Linked DNA regions of Homo sapiens: region 1 is linked to region 2. Evidence: chromatin loops called from intact Hi-C (ENCODE). Cell type or tissue: mammary epithelial cell. All regions are shown on one strand. Each heading gives the region's core, and the rest is flanking DNA. Links, peaks and the distances in the headings are about the cores only.

Region 1 (6,177 bases), core at 2,442-4,941, 480 kb before region 2:
AAACTCCAAGTGGCCAGGCAGGTGTCCATCAGCCTAAGCAACATAAAATCTGTGCACTCTCACGTTCTGTGCTTTAGAAGGGAATGAGTGGGAGGTGAGGGTCTTTGCTTTGTTTCCCCAGAGTTTCCTAATACGGTTTCCTGCTTGAGAAATGTTAGCATCACCTTGGCTGGATGGAGAGGGGATCAGGGCGCCCCTAGTGGTGGAGGCTGGTGGTTGGCAGAAGCGGCACCTCCTTAAGACTTCACTAGAGGAGCACGGGATAAAGTGTGAAGCAGCTGGAGGGAGGCCGAGGGGCACAGAGCCTAATGGAGGCAATCCCTCCGCCCTGTTTTGACTCAGGGCAAGATGAAACAGGGCAGGTGGCCAGGGAGAGTTGGAGCAGAAAGCTGCCTTGGAGGATAAATGCCTAGAGGGAAAAGACTAGAAGCCCAGAGCACAGGCAGCCAGCAGGCAGCAGGCAGGGGAGGAGAGGTGAGAAGGGAGGGAAGATATCCCTTTCCACGGATGTGCCTTGGCCCCTGCCCAGGCAAAGAGGGGCAGATTTTCCGTCTTGTCCCAAGCCCCTGCATCTGCCACCTTGTTTACCTCCTGCCTATTTATAGTTGCAAATTCCAAGCCTGGCATGGGACTCTGCGATTTATATGACTATAAACCTTCAAAGGGCACTGAGGGCTGGCGGGGAATGGGTAAAGACAGGGGCAGGCCTCGCAAGGTCAAAATACTCAGTCTCCCACCCCCACTGTCCTGACATCCTACCTCCTCACAACAGGTTGAAAGGCCAGGCTCACGCAAATAAGAAAATGGGTAGGAAGCCACAGTCGCCGCTGACTCTTCCTACCCTAAGCTTGTCCAGTTTAGGATTTAGAGCAAGGCAGAGCATGTCCTGGGTCCTGGAACATGGTGGGGGAAAAGAAGAAAAACAATAGAGCAAAACAGAGAGAACCTGTTTTAGTCTCCCTGGCCCCTTTTGGGAGGGGGTAGGGAAGCTCAGTGTGGGAGAGTGGATCTCATCAAGGACAATTGAATTTGGAGAGAGTGGGTGAGTCCAGGCTTTCGAGGGAGAGGGGAAATTGGGATCAGCAGCCCAACTCCCACCTACCCCATCCACTTAACAGCAGAGGGGAAGAAGAATGAGACCTGGAGCACTCCTGGCCTCTGGCTTCCTTCTGGGGGTGCCTTTGGAGGCCTGAATGGCTCACCTCTTATTCAGAACAGGGTGCACTGGTTTACCCAATGCCTGGGTGCCCAGTCACCATGGAATTCTGCTAGCACTGCTCATAGGCCAGATCCTTCCCTTTAGAGGCACCCTCTCCTCAGCCTCTGGCTGACCCTCTGCTTCAATTCATCTCCCTTTCTATTTTCTCTGGACCTCCAGCCCGCCATGTGTACTCACGTTACCGCTCCCCACAAAGTGCCCCTTGCTTTGCACCTGTGCCCTCAGCTGACTATTACAGCCTCCTGCTCTGCTCTTCCCCTCAAGCCCACCACACTGGTCCCCACTCCACGATGTGTCATATGTAGCTCAGCTCTGTGTGTGCATGTGTGTGTGTGTCTGTGTGCACGTGCATGCATGTTTGTGGCTGCATGTGTAAGAATGTGCCAAACAGTTTTGAACATGAAGGAGGGGGGAACCCAGAATGGCTTTCTCCTTGACTTTTTTGTTGTTTTCCCATCAACCTCCAGTCTGCTGGACTAAGTCTAAGGACTTAGGGAGGGAAATGTCGCTCTTAGAGTCCATGTGACCCACTGGCCACTTCTGACCCTCTTTTACAGCCCCCCTCCCCGACCTCCACCATCTGGGGTCTCAAACCCCTCACCACTAGACTAAGCCTGGTGAGAGGCAGACAGAGCTGAGGGTCAGGGATTGCTCAGTTGGGATTGGTCCTCTGGCAGGGGAGGGCACTCAGTCAACAGAGACTCCCATCTGGCTTTGGGCTTGGTCTCGGCCTTGGGTAAAGTCATATAGGGAAAGGCGGAGGCCACAAGGAATGAACCAATTCTTGGTCTACTCCTCTCTCCTACCGTCCCAGCCCAGCCTATCCTTGGGGACAGGGATGCAAATGAGTAAGCCAAGTCAAAGTCCCTTCTCTAAGAAGAGAGACAGAGAATAGAGAAGATGTCACAGAGCCCCTTTTGCCACCTACTAGTCTTCTCTTTTTTTTTTTTTTTTTTTTTTGAGACAGGTTCTCACTCTGTCACCCAGGCTAGAGTCTACAGTGCAGCAGCATGATCATAGCTCACTGCAGCCTCTGCCTCCTGTGCTCAAGCAATCCTTCTGCCTGAGCCTTTTGACTAGCTAGAACTACAGGCATGCACCACCACATTTGGCTATTTTTTTCTTTTTTTTTGTAGAAACAGGATCTCACTATGTTGATCTGGCTGGTCTTGAACTCGTGGCCTCAAGCAATCTGCCCACCTCAGCCTCCCAAAGTACTCAGCTTACAGGCATAAGCCACTACACCGGTCTCATAGTGTATTTTTTATCTAGTGCTTTCTCTGTGGTGGGAGAGGGGGTATCAGGAGGCATTGTCAGATGTGAAGATGGTGTCTGGGATGCTTATTTTATTTATTATTATTTGTTTTGAGACAGTCTTGCTCTGTCGCCCAGGCTGGAGCGCAATGGCACTATCTCAGCTCACTGCAACCTCCGCCTCCTGGATTCAAGCGATTCTCCTGCCTCAGCCTCCTGAGTAGCTGGGATTACAGGCATGCACCACCACACTCAGCTAATTTCTGTATTTTTAGTAGAGATGGGGTTTCACCATGTTGGCCAGGCTGGTCTCAAACTCCTGACCTCAGGTGATCCACCTGCCTCGGCCTCCCAAAGTGCTGGGATTACAGGCGTGAGCCACCTCGCTTAGCCTGGAATACTTAACTTTATATGCCAACTTGACTGGGCTAAGGGATGCCCAGATAGCTGGGAAAACATTATTTCTGGGTGTGTCTGTGGAGGGAGTTTCTGGAATCAGTAGGCTGAGTGAGGAAGACTCACACTCATCACTGTGGGTGGGCATCATTCAATCTGTTGATGGCCTGAATAGAAGAAAAAGGCAGAGGGAGGGTGAATTTGCTTTCTGCTTGATCTAGGCCATCCATCTCCTCTTGTCTTATGATTTGACATTGCTGGTTTTGGGGACTTAAGACTTGGACCAGGACTTATACACCAGCCCCTCCCCGGCCCCCACAGTTATCAGGCCTTTGGGCTTGGACTGGAACTATACCACTCACTTTCCTGGGCCTCTAGCTTGCAGTCAGCACATCATGGGACTTTTTGGCCTCCATAATTGGGTGACTCAATCATTCATAATAAGTCCCTTTATCTACCTTCTTCCTTCCTACCTTCCTTCTTTCTTCTTTCCTTTCCTTTCTTTCTTTCTTTCTTTTTCCTTTCTTTCTCTATCTCTCTCTTTCTCTCTCTCTTTCTCTTCCTCTCTTTCTCACCTTCTCTCCTTGTCTGCTTCTTTCTCCCTTTCTTCTTTTCTTTCTTTCTTTTTTTCTTTCTCCTCTTTCTTTCACTCTTTCTTTCTATCTCTATCTCTCTCTTTCTCTCTCTCCTTCTTTCCTCCTCTTTCTTTCTTTCTTTCTTTCTCTCTTTCTCTCTTTCTTGGTCTGTTTCTCTGGAAAACCCTGACTAATACAGTGTATGAGGACCTGGGGAGAAATCGAGGACCTAGATGGAGGTGAGGTGCAGTGAAGAGAAGCCAGGAGGACCTGCAGAGGGGCTGGCAGCAGAGCAGAGCTCACCGTTATGCCCTCTCCAGAGGGAGGCAGCAGAGGACCATGGGAATTGCCCCATCCAGCATTAGCAGTTCAGTTCCCCTTGCTTCACTGTCTACCATGGAGCCCATATCTAGGGACTCACCTTGTTTGAATGTTTTTACACTTTTAGTCCCTGCCCCAAGGAGAGATGCCTTGGGAAAGTCAGCCCTGATTTAGTCCCTCCCAAGCTCCTCTCTTCATTCCTATGTAGAGGCTTCTCTCCTTTGTGTCTAGAACTTAGAGAACATACTTTTGTCCACTCCCCACCTCCTTACATTTCTCAACCTCCCCAGCTCCCTACCTCCTACACGCCCTTGGAGGCCATGATCCAGCCCAGATTCACTGCCCTGGAGAGGCCCGTATCTCTGCCCTGTGGCCATGCTGAGCCATGACTGTGACAACTAGACATTGTTAGCATCTGACCCCCATCATCCCTAGGGAGTTTCCAGTGAGGGCCCATACTCCTAATGTCTTCTTTTCCCTACCCCCATTTAGTCACTCACCAGGCCTACTTCCTGGATATGAGGACCAGGTCTGGCCCTGGAAGTGCACAGGGAGATGGTCCTGTGCTGGGGACCAGGCTAGCATAGGGGCAGCAGCTAGGTGGAGGAGTTCTGAGGTGTGGCCTTGAGTGCGATGAAAAACCAGTGCCTCATAGCCTAGTAACATTCCCCTCCCTGCCAACATGGCACCTCTGTGGTCCCTCAGCCTGGTTGGAAGTGGGGTGGTGAGGAGTTGGGGGGCACAGGTAGATGGAAGGTGGGGAATGGGGTGGGAGGGCACAGGTCAAGGGAACAAATATCTAATTTTTTCAAAGCTCAAAAACTGGAAGCAACCTAGAGGCTTCAAAGTTAAATCCTGGAGCAGAGAGAACATCTCCTGTGCATCGGGTAGAGGGAGCCAGGGACAGAATGGCCTTGGTTTGAGGATGATCTTATCAAAAAGGAAGCTAAGAGTGACCAGCTTTTTTGAGACCAAAGAGGGCCAATGGGTTCCTTCTGAACTCTTACTGGGATGGGAGTGGCTGAGAGAGCTGTAGACCTGAACCCTGGGGGGCACAGCTGAGATCCCAACAGAAAGGAGCCCATGTGTTAATAACCACTATAAGCCACGAGAAAGTCAGGGTCAGGGAGTGGTGGATTACTACTGGTCTCTCTTATCCAGTCTCCTGTCATTGACTCCAAGACATCTGGGTCTCAGAGAGTCCAAGATGCAAGGTAGGCAGCTACCTTACAGATCATCTGGCCTAGGACTCATTTTATAGATAGAGAAAAGAAGACTCAGAGGGGATAGGAAGGTGCCTGACTGTACCACCCACCATCTCAAGTCATCTATTAGCTTAGTTATAAGATCTCAGTTTGACCTCATCCTGTGGAACTCCAGGCTTACCTGCCTGCCCAATGGATTTGTCCCTAGATTAAGTTTCCCCTCCACCCACATTGTTGCTCTATGTTTGGACCCCTCCAGATAGGCCTGATGGAGGAGCCCTGATTGGAAAATTTCCCCTCCCCTTCCCTGTCTCAGAATATAGCTTCTTAGGGCGCTCCCTTTGCAACTTGAGATGTCACTGTCTTTCTATTAAAATGTCTTTTCCACTCTGCCTCTCCCTTTCTCTCGCTCTTCTCCAAACCCTACCCCCTCCACCCCCACCTGCCATCCCTTCTCTAGATAGAGCCCCAGAACTGCTGAGATGAATCTCTGCAGCTTTGTGGTTCTGGGCTGTGTTCCTGGTAATTGAGTTGTGCTCCCTAGTCATGATGGGGGAGGGTGGCAGTGGCTGCCGGTGGGTCCAGTCATCCTTCTGCTAGCTTAGCCCCTTCCACTGTGATCCAGCAGAGAGGGTGAGGAGGAGAGAGCTGGGGATGCTTCCTTTTCCCCAGCCCTCCTTCTCCAGCTCTCTGTCTCCCCCTCTCCCCCTCCCTGCTTCATCTCCAGCACAAATCACATGGTGACAGCCACATCCAACCTTTGGGGAAGGGTTTGTAAATGTGTCTTCCTTAGCTGTGATCTCCAAATTGTTCCTTTTATTGCATTTGTCACGGTGAAGATTAAAGTCCCTGGGTGGTCTGCACCACAAATCACAAAGTCTGCTCAGGGAGAGGCTGCAGGTTGGGAACTGATGGAGGGGTCTGGGCCCTGTTACAGGGTGTGCATGCATGTGTATACTCACAAACACCCGATCCCATGTGTGATGAGGATTTGTACTTAGGAATGGAAAGATGTGCTGCTGATATTGTCCTTCTGAGTTGTTAGCCCCCTTTATAAGCACAGTTTTTGACCTCTTCCTCCAGGCTGTCTTCCAGGATCTCCCTGCCCAATCTGTGGTTGGCATCATGGTCTACATTGCTCTTTCCCGTCTCTTCCATCAGTGGGGAGGGAAAGCTGTGGTCACATCAGAGATATTTCAGGATATCC
Region 2 (6,177 bases), core at 1,735-4,234:
GCTGGACCAGGATTCCTTTACATTTGGATTTGGAGACCCTCCTGAGAAGCGGACCCTCACCTAGTTCGTTGAAATTCTCATCTCCCCAAAAGTCCGTTTCTCTGGGGGAGAGGAGCAGATGGGGACACCCCGGGAGCAAGCACCTGGCTCTGCCCTGGCACGCCCCGTGACTGACAGATGCAAATGTCCCGCCGGGCCCCCGCAGGCCGCTCCCTCCCTTGCTGGCTCGCCCGCCTCCCGGCCAGCTCCCTCCCTCCTTTATCTTATCAAAGCCCGGTAATTACAATTGCTATTTTGTTTCCTCGAATCTGCAATCAGAGCTCCCTGGCCCAGATGAGGGAGCGCCTGTCAACCTGATCGCTGAGTGACAGCCCGGCCACCTTTCCTGGCCGCCCCCACACTCCGCAAACACAAACACACACACGCACAGACACAAACTCCCTCGCCTGCAAACACAAACACACACTCCTCGCCAACACAAACGGCCCATCTCCGCAGACACGCCCTCGCCTGCACCCAGACACACTACTTCAGCCTATTTCCAAACGCACCCCTCGATCCCAGCCCATCCCCCGGCCCCTCCAATCCACACCCGCCGGAGACCGCAGCTCGCTCCGACGCGCGCTTCCTGCGCCGGGCGTTCAAAGCGCCGCGGACTCACTGCCGACCGTTCAAATGCAAATCGCCGAGACTACGTTAAGCACTTCGGCCACTGTCTGGGAGTCGTCTCCCTCGGCCCCCAAATAGAAGCCTGCCCTTCCTCCAGCAGTCGGCAAACCCCGGCGTATGCCTTCATCCCCCAGGGGTCTGAGGCCACAGTGAGCCGGCAGCGCTCCTACTGTGCGCTGAAGGGCAAAGAAGAGGGCTCGAGGAGAGGCTGGGGCGAGGAGAGAGGAATAAACCTTGCCCAGCTGTGTCCGCGGGGCGCCCCAACCGGCCGAGAAACTCTTGGGCCGAGAGGCTGATGTGGATTGGGCCCCCACTGCGGGCAGGAGCGTGCTCGGCGCAGGCCCGCGCCCACCGGGAGACCTACCCGGAAAACCGGCGAGAAATGCAAGGAGCGATCAGTGGCATCGCGGGGGGTGGGTGGGGTAAATATTGGGGCGGAGCCGCGCAGGGGGTAGATGGGTCAGCTAGGGAGGCCTCCCAGGAGAGAGGACTCAGCCAGTCTCCCGCTCCTCCTGCCAAGCACGTGCCGAGGACTTTGGAGGCTGGGGCCAAGAAGAGGAAGGGAAAGAGGAGTGAGGGCCACAGCCAGACTTCCCCACTCCAACTCAAGTCGTTCGAATGAATGAATGAACGTATGCACGCATGCATGCAAGCCTCAGTGGCATTCCCCCGCCTTCCGCCCAAGATTCGGCCGCCCAGAGCAGTGGCGGGACTCGGAGGCCCCGGCCCCACGGCGCCCGCCCGGAGCCTCTAGAGGCCAGGGAAGCGGTACGACCACGAGCGGCTTCAACCTCGCCCGCCAGAGGGCGCCAGCCCCGACTTCCCTCTCCCTGCCGACCGCGCTCCGCAGCGAGACCCATGGTTCCCAGCCAGGCCGCCCCTCCGCCGGGCTCCCCAGGGAAGCATTTTTAGCAGCGCCCTCCTGGATCGGAGAAAGGCGCCTGCGACCCAGATCACCGCAACACAGACGGGCGTCATCTCCCTTTGTCCTCAACTTGAGGAAGAGGGAGGTTGGAAACTGGACCCCTAGTTCCTCACCACGGGCTGGGGGAGAACCTCCTTCACTAGGGATGCGCTGAAGAGCGTGCGGGTCGGTACTGCGGACGCAAGGTCTTCAAAGCTGACCTCACCTGCCCCAGAACCACCAGCCCGCGATATCCCGGGGCCCCTCCCCCTTGACTAGAGGCTGGGAGTGGGAGTTGGCCTGACCCCCATCAGGCCCTGTTCTCTGTCTATCCTCAGCCTGTCTGGCCCCAGGTTGTCTGGGGAGGCAATGTTTTGTTTGTTTGTTTGTTTGTGGGCATTGACAACCCTCCCCCCACAACCAACACAGCTGCTGAACTGCTGACCCCAGAGCTGGTCACATACACTCATCCTCAAACCAGGTGTGTCAGTTCTTCCTGGCACAAAGGCAGCCAAGTGCCAGAACTACCTGATTCCAGGCACCAAAGACCCCCAGACCCCACGGTGTGTGGGGGACAAGAATCCCTTAGTCCAGGAGGCAAATTCCCTGGGGCCCCTTTCTGCCCCCATATGCCAGGCCACCCGGATTCTGGTTTCCCTGTCACCCAATCTGGCCAGTCCCCTCCATCTGGCCCCCGGAGTCAGGTTTCTCTAAGGGCCCAGCCCTGCTCAGAGACAGCCTGCAAGGCTCAAAGGAGGAGCGAAGCCTGGTCCCGCCCTGCCCTCACAGGCCCTCTCTGGGCCAGAGACCCTCGTGGGGCTAGGGACGCGCATTCCTCAGGCTGCCTAAGCTCGCTTATCTGCCCCCCTGCCCATCAGCCGAGTGCTGACAGAGGCCCAGACCCCTTGTTTGGATGCTGATAACCTCCTGCGATGACCCTCTCCCACCTGCAGAGACTGGGAATGGGCTGAGTGTTGGGAGGTCCCCTTCCAGCAAGGCAACTGGGGCCCAGGCCCCAGGTCCTAGCCCAGGGCCATGAGGGTAGAGGATCCCACAGTTCTCCACCCTCCCCCAGGCCCAGGGCCACGCTGGGTGCTTCCACAGTGCCACCTGGCGGTCCCTAGGGAAACATCACCCAGCACAGGAAGAAGCCACACAAGAGCTGCAAAAACTCCACACCACTTTATTTCAACCTTTATCCAAAAATGTAAAAACTATTAAAAATGTGTAGCTCTGAGCTTCAGGCACTAACCTCCAATTCTCACAGGCAGGTGGGAAGGGAGGCCCCGGGCATGGTGAAAATCAGAAAACCACGGCTGTGTGGAGCACAGGCCCTCTCCTAGCACCAAAGACCCAAGTCCCTCCCACCCAACCCCCACCCAAGCTCTCCTCTTCAAGGAAGAAATATTTACAATTGTTGAAACTTGTCAGGGAACAGGGTGCATGGCGGTGCATGGCACATGGAGCTGACCTGAAAAGAGGAAACAAGGAATCAGCATTTAGGCCCTCACCTGCTTCTCCTGCCCCTTCCCAGAGCCTGCTAGGCACTTCTCCCCGCAACTCACCTAGGAGGGCTAGGGCCTGCCCCCCTGCTTTTTGGCAGGAAGGATGGGGCACAGCTCAACTTCTTCCTCATCACTGTCCTCTTCCTCTTCCTCGCTCTCCTCCTCAGAAACATCATTGCTCATCGTAACTGGTGGACACACAAGCAGTAGAAGGATGGGGTGTTAAGACCAGACCGTTTCACACCGCATGCCATTTCTTCACGCCGTGGTGTTAGGCTTACAGGGACCATGACCTCCCAGTGCTTATGGGCTAGGTGGGAAGAACCTCAGACCCTAAACTGGGTCACAAAGAGCCAAAGGAGTCTTCATTATTGGAGCTGGAGAAGTTGGGCCATGTTCCATGGAGGAGGTAGGCTTGAGTAGACGGAAAGGAGAGGGCATGTCATGCACAGGGCACAGCGTGGAGGGCACACAGACCTGTACAGGGCTGCACTGGGAGATGAGGGTGGGATGGGGCAGGAGTGCGGAGTGGGGGAAGCCTGATGGGAGAGTCCACTGGAAGCAAAGGAGAGGGCCCTCCCCTCTTCTCACCAATCTGGTGCCGCCCAGTGATCCGCACAGGGCCAGAGCCCGACTTCAGGCGGAAGGTTACAGGTGGTTGGAGCTGGAAGTCATCCAGACTGAGCTGGGAGGAAGACAAGGATGAAGGCCTGGCCCACTCCTAGCCCACCCCACACTGTAATGAGTGCTAACGTCCTCAATCCCCTCACCACCACCACCACCACCACCAAGGCAGAGCTGGGGAACTCACCATGGGTTGGCAGGACAGCTTGAGGTTGGCCACAGGGACTGCGATCTCCTGATGGTCATGGTTCCGGGCCACAACTTCTACCACATTACACTCGTCTTTGGCTCCCTCGGTGAGGCAGAGCTGGGAACGGTACACAGGGCCTCAGGGTCTCCTCAAGTGAGGGTTGACACCACAACTAAAGGCATCTACCCTAGCACCTGCCCAGCCTCAGAGGTCCCGGTTCACCTGGCCAGGGGAGCCGCCCATGCCGGGGGGTTAGGCTGAGGATGTGTCTCCAAGTAAAGGGGATCCGGAGGTTGGGTAGAGACCTATATTGCCTGCCTGGGCTTATTCATTAAAACCCCACTCCCCTGCCCCTCACCATGGTTAGTGCCAGCACGTGCTCCGCATCATCCTCTTCCTCTACCTTAAAGGTGAAGGAGCGGGTGTGGCCGGAGAGCTCACAGCCTGGTAGAAATAACAGTGAGTATGCCTGAGCGTGTGTACGGGGCTGGGCAGCGGGGGATGTCACCAACCCGCCGTCACGTGTAACCTTGGGCGGACGGGTCATTTACACGTCCACCTCCGTCTCTTCTCTCAGAACACCTGGGACGCTCTGCCGTGGGCCCCGCCCAACACATCTGGGGCAGGGATCTCGCCACCCCCTTTGGCTGTGCGTGCGAGGCCCCCTCTCCTGCGGGAACAGCGAAGCAGCCCTCCGCCCACACCCACGCCTTGAAACCCTCCGCATTCCCGCCTCACATCCCTACCTCTTACCGCCCCAGTACCACCCTCAGCCTCTCCCTTCACTAATACCGAAGAAAAAACTGTCCATAGTGACCGGGGCCGGGACCCGTAGGCCCCCGACACCCCCGGCCCGCGTTCGGCTCTCCTGACTCAAAAACGCTAAGGCAGCTGCAGTACCGGCGGCCATGCTGTAAGAGCCTTCTTCAAACTCCGCCCCCGACACGCACAAAGCCGGGGACCCTCGGCCAGTTCCGGCCCCGCCCATTAAAGGAGACGCACAGTCCTGGAAAAGAAAAGGCGCCGAGACCCCGCAGCCCTACCCGGAGCCCGCAGCTTCTGCTCATATTTTATCAAGACCGAAGAGAAAGGAAGTAACATCACAGAAGAATGGATTTGGGGTTTATGTTAACATCCTTGCTCATTTCCACGACCATGAGGGTGTCCACTTCCCCAAGCTCCTCGCTCTGTGTCGGAAGAGTGTCTCCCACTCTTCCAACCCAGGGTAAGCTTTCGTTAAAGGAGTTATAGATATAAAAATGTAAACCCTTCTTACTCCTCCCAGCAAAGGTGGGGTTCAGGGCAGTGCTTTTCTGCTACAAGCAAAGGAAATGCACTCAGATTGTCTTTGCCTCAAGAGAGCCGAGGAGCCTTAGGAATTTCCATCCCAACACGTCTGTCCTGTCTGTCCTCTCGGCTAAGCCTCTCTTAATTCTTCCTGCTCTAAAGACCCCGCAACTTGCTATGCCTTCACTGAGACTTAGCTGCTGGCACTTGCTAGCAGAGGACTAGTTAGCTCATGTGTGTTGGCTGTTCCTGGCCCACCCACGCTTTTTGAGCTTTTAATTCCAAATCATCCAGGAGTATCTTTGCGCCGTGGATTATTTTGTCAGTTTATGCTACTCGCGCCATCTTTCGCCTTTTAAGAATCAGGCAAACTGTGTGCTTTCTATCCTAATAGATGGCAAAACTCAAACTAGAGGCCCTATTTCACATCCAGGTTATAACTGTGGCAAGAGGGTGGGGTGGCTTGGCTAAAAACTAGTCTACTTTTCTTAGCTCTTGTCTTAATGAAAATCTGGAAGTCTTACTGGTGATGGAGGTAGGGGAGGGCTGCCTTCAAGATCCAATCTCTAACTTGGAACAGCTGTGGAGAGGAGAGAATACCTGCTTGTAGGTGAGGCATGAAAGAGGAGAAAAGGGAGGGGGCAGACAGGAAATAGATTCACACAATACAACACGACAAGCATTCACTTCAAGTTTTATTTTGCCTCTTGCATGGTCTTTTACAGTTCGTTTTCTACAGGAACTGAGCTCTGATCCAAACAATCAATAAAAATGTAATTCCAACCTTAATATTCATAACCAGGAAATAGCATAGCACTTCATGATCCTAGAGTGATGAAAGCAAGACCAGGGCATCTGTTTCACAGTCACCTGTGACCAGACCAGCCAACATGATTACTAAAAGCCAAGATAAAACCAAAAGCAAACTTGCTAAAAAATCCTGAATTCCATGAGGTTAACTCTGAAATCCTCCAAACAAAATGCTAGAATTGTCCACT

Evidence for each region. Hi-C counts contacts between places; a loop is a spot of excess contacts. Peaks named below come from ENCODE experiments on the same cell type or tissue, not always from the same donor. Only the 100,000 strongest peaks of a DNase experiment are listed, where the experiment ranks them.
Region 1: a loop joins it to region 2, with 13 times the contacts of the local background. A loop is called at or near these places in 3 of 110 quality-filtered maps.

The regions. Positions count from the first base shown.
Region 1 is chr10:101,297,853-101,304,029 of GRCh38, forward strand. No RefSeq gene overlaps it. Among named protein-coding and RNA genes, the nearest start is that of LINC02681, 37 kb to the left of the region's middle. RefSeq lists enhancers at 316-385, 426-495. In mammary epithelial cell, for the core only: a CTCF peak has its summit at 3,768; a DNase peak (open chromatin) is centred at 3,789.
Region 2 is chr10:101,778,589-101,784,765 of GRCh38, forward strand. NPM3 (nucleophosmin/nucleoplasmin 3) reads right to left here and starts at 4,858. Exons shown (of 6, transcript NM_006993.3): 1 at 4,685-4,858; 2 at 4,251-4,336; 3 at 3,890-4,009; 4 at 3,670-3,763; 5 at 3,139-3,266; 6 at 2,737-3,044. The coding sequence starts at 4,802. The coding sequence ends at 3,148. OGA (O-GlcNAcase) reads right to left here. Exons shown (of 16, transcript NM_012215.5): 16 at 5,862-6,177. It also overlaps a transcript of FGF8 not described here. RefSeq lists a promoter at 1-2,718, enhancers at 1,090-1,987, 1,628-1,757, 1,835-2,685, 2,564-2,858, 3,786-4,425 and 1 more and a silencer at 1,328-1,407. In mammary epithelial cell, for the core only: a CTCF peak has its summit at 2,683 (motif pointing left); no DNase peak of the experiment used is centred there; H3K4me3 peaks cover 834 bases; H3K27ac peaks cover 221 bases.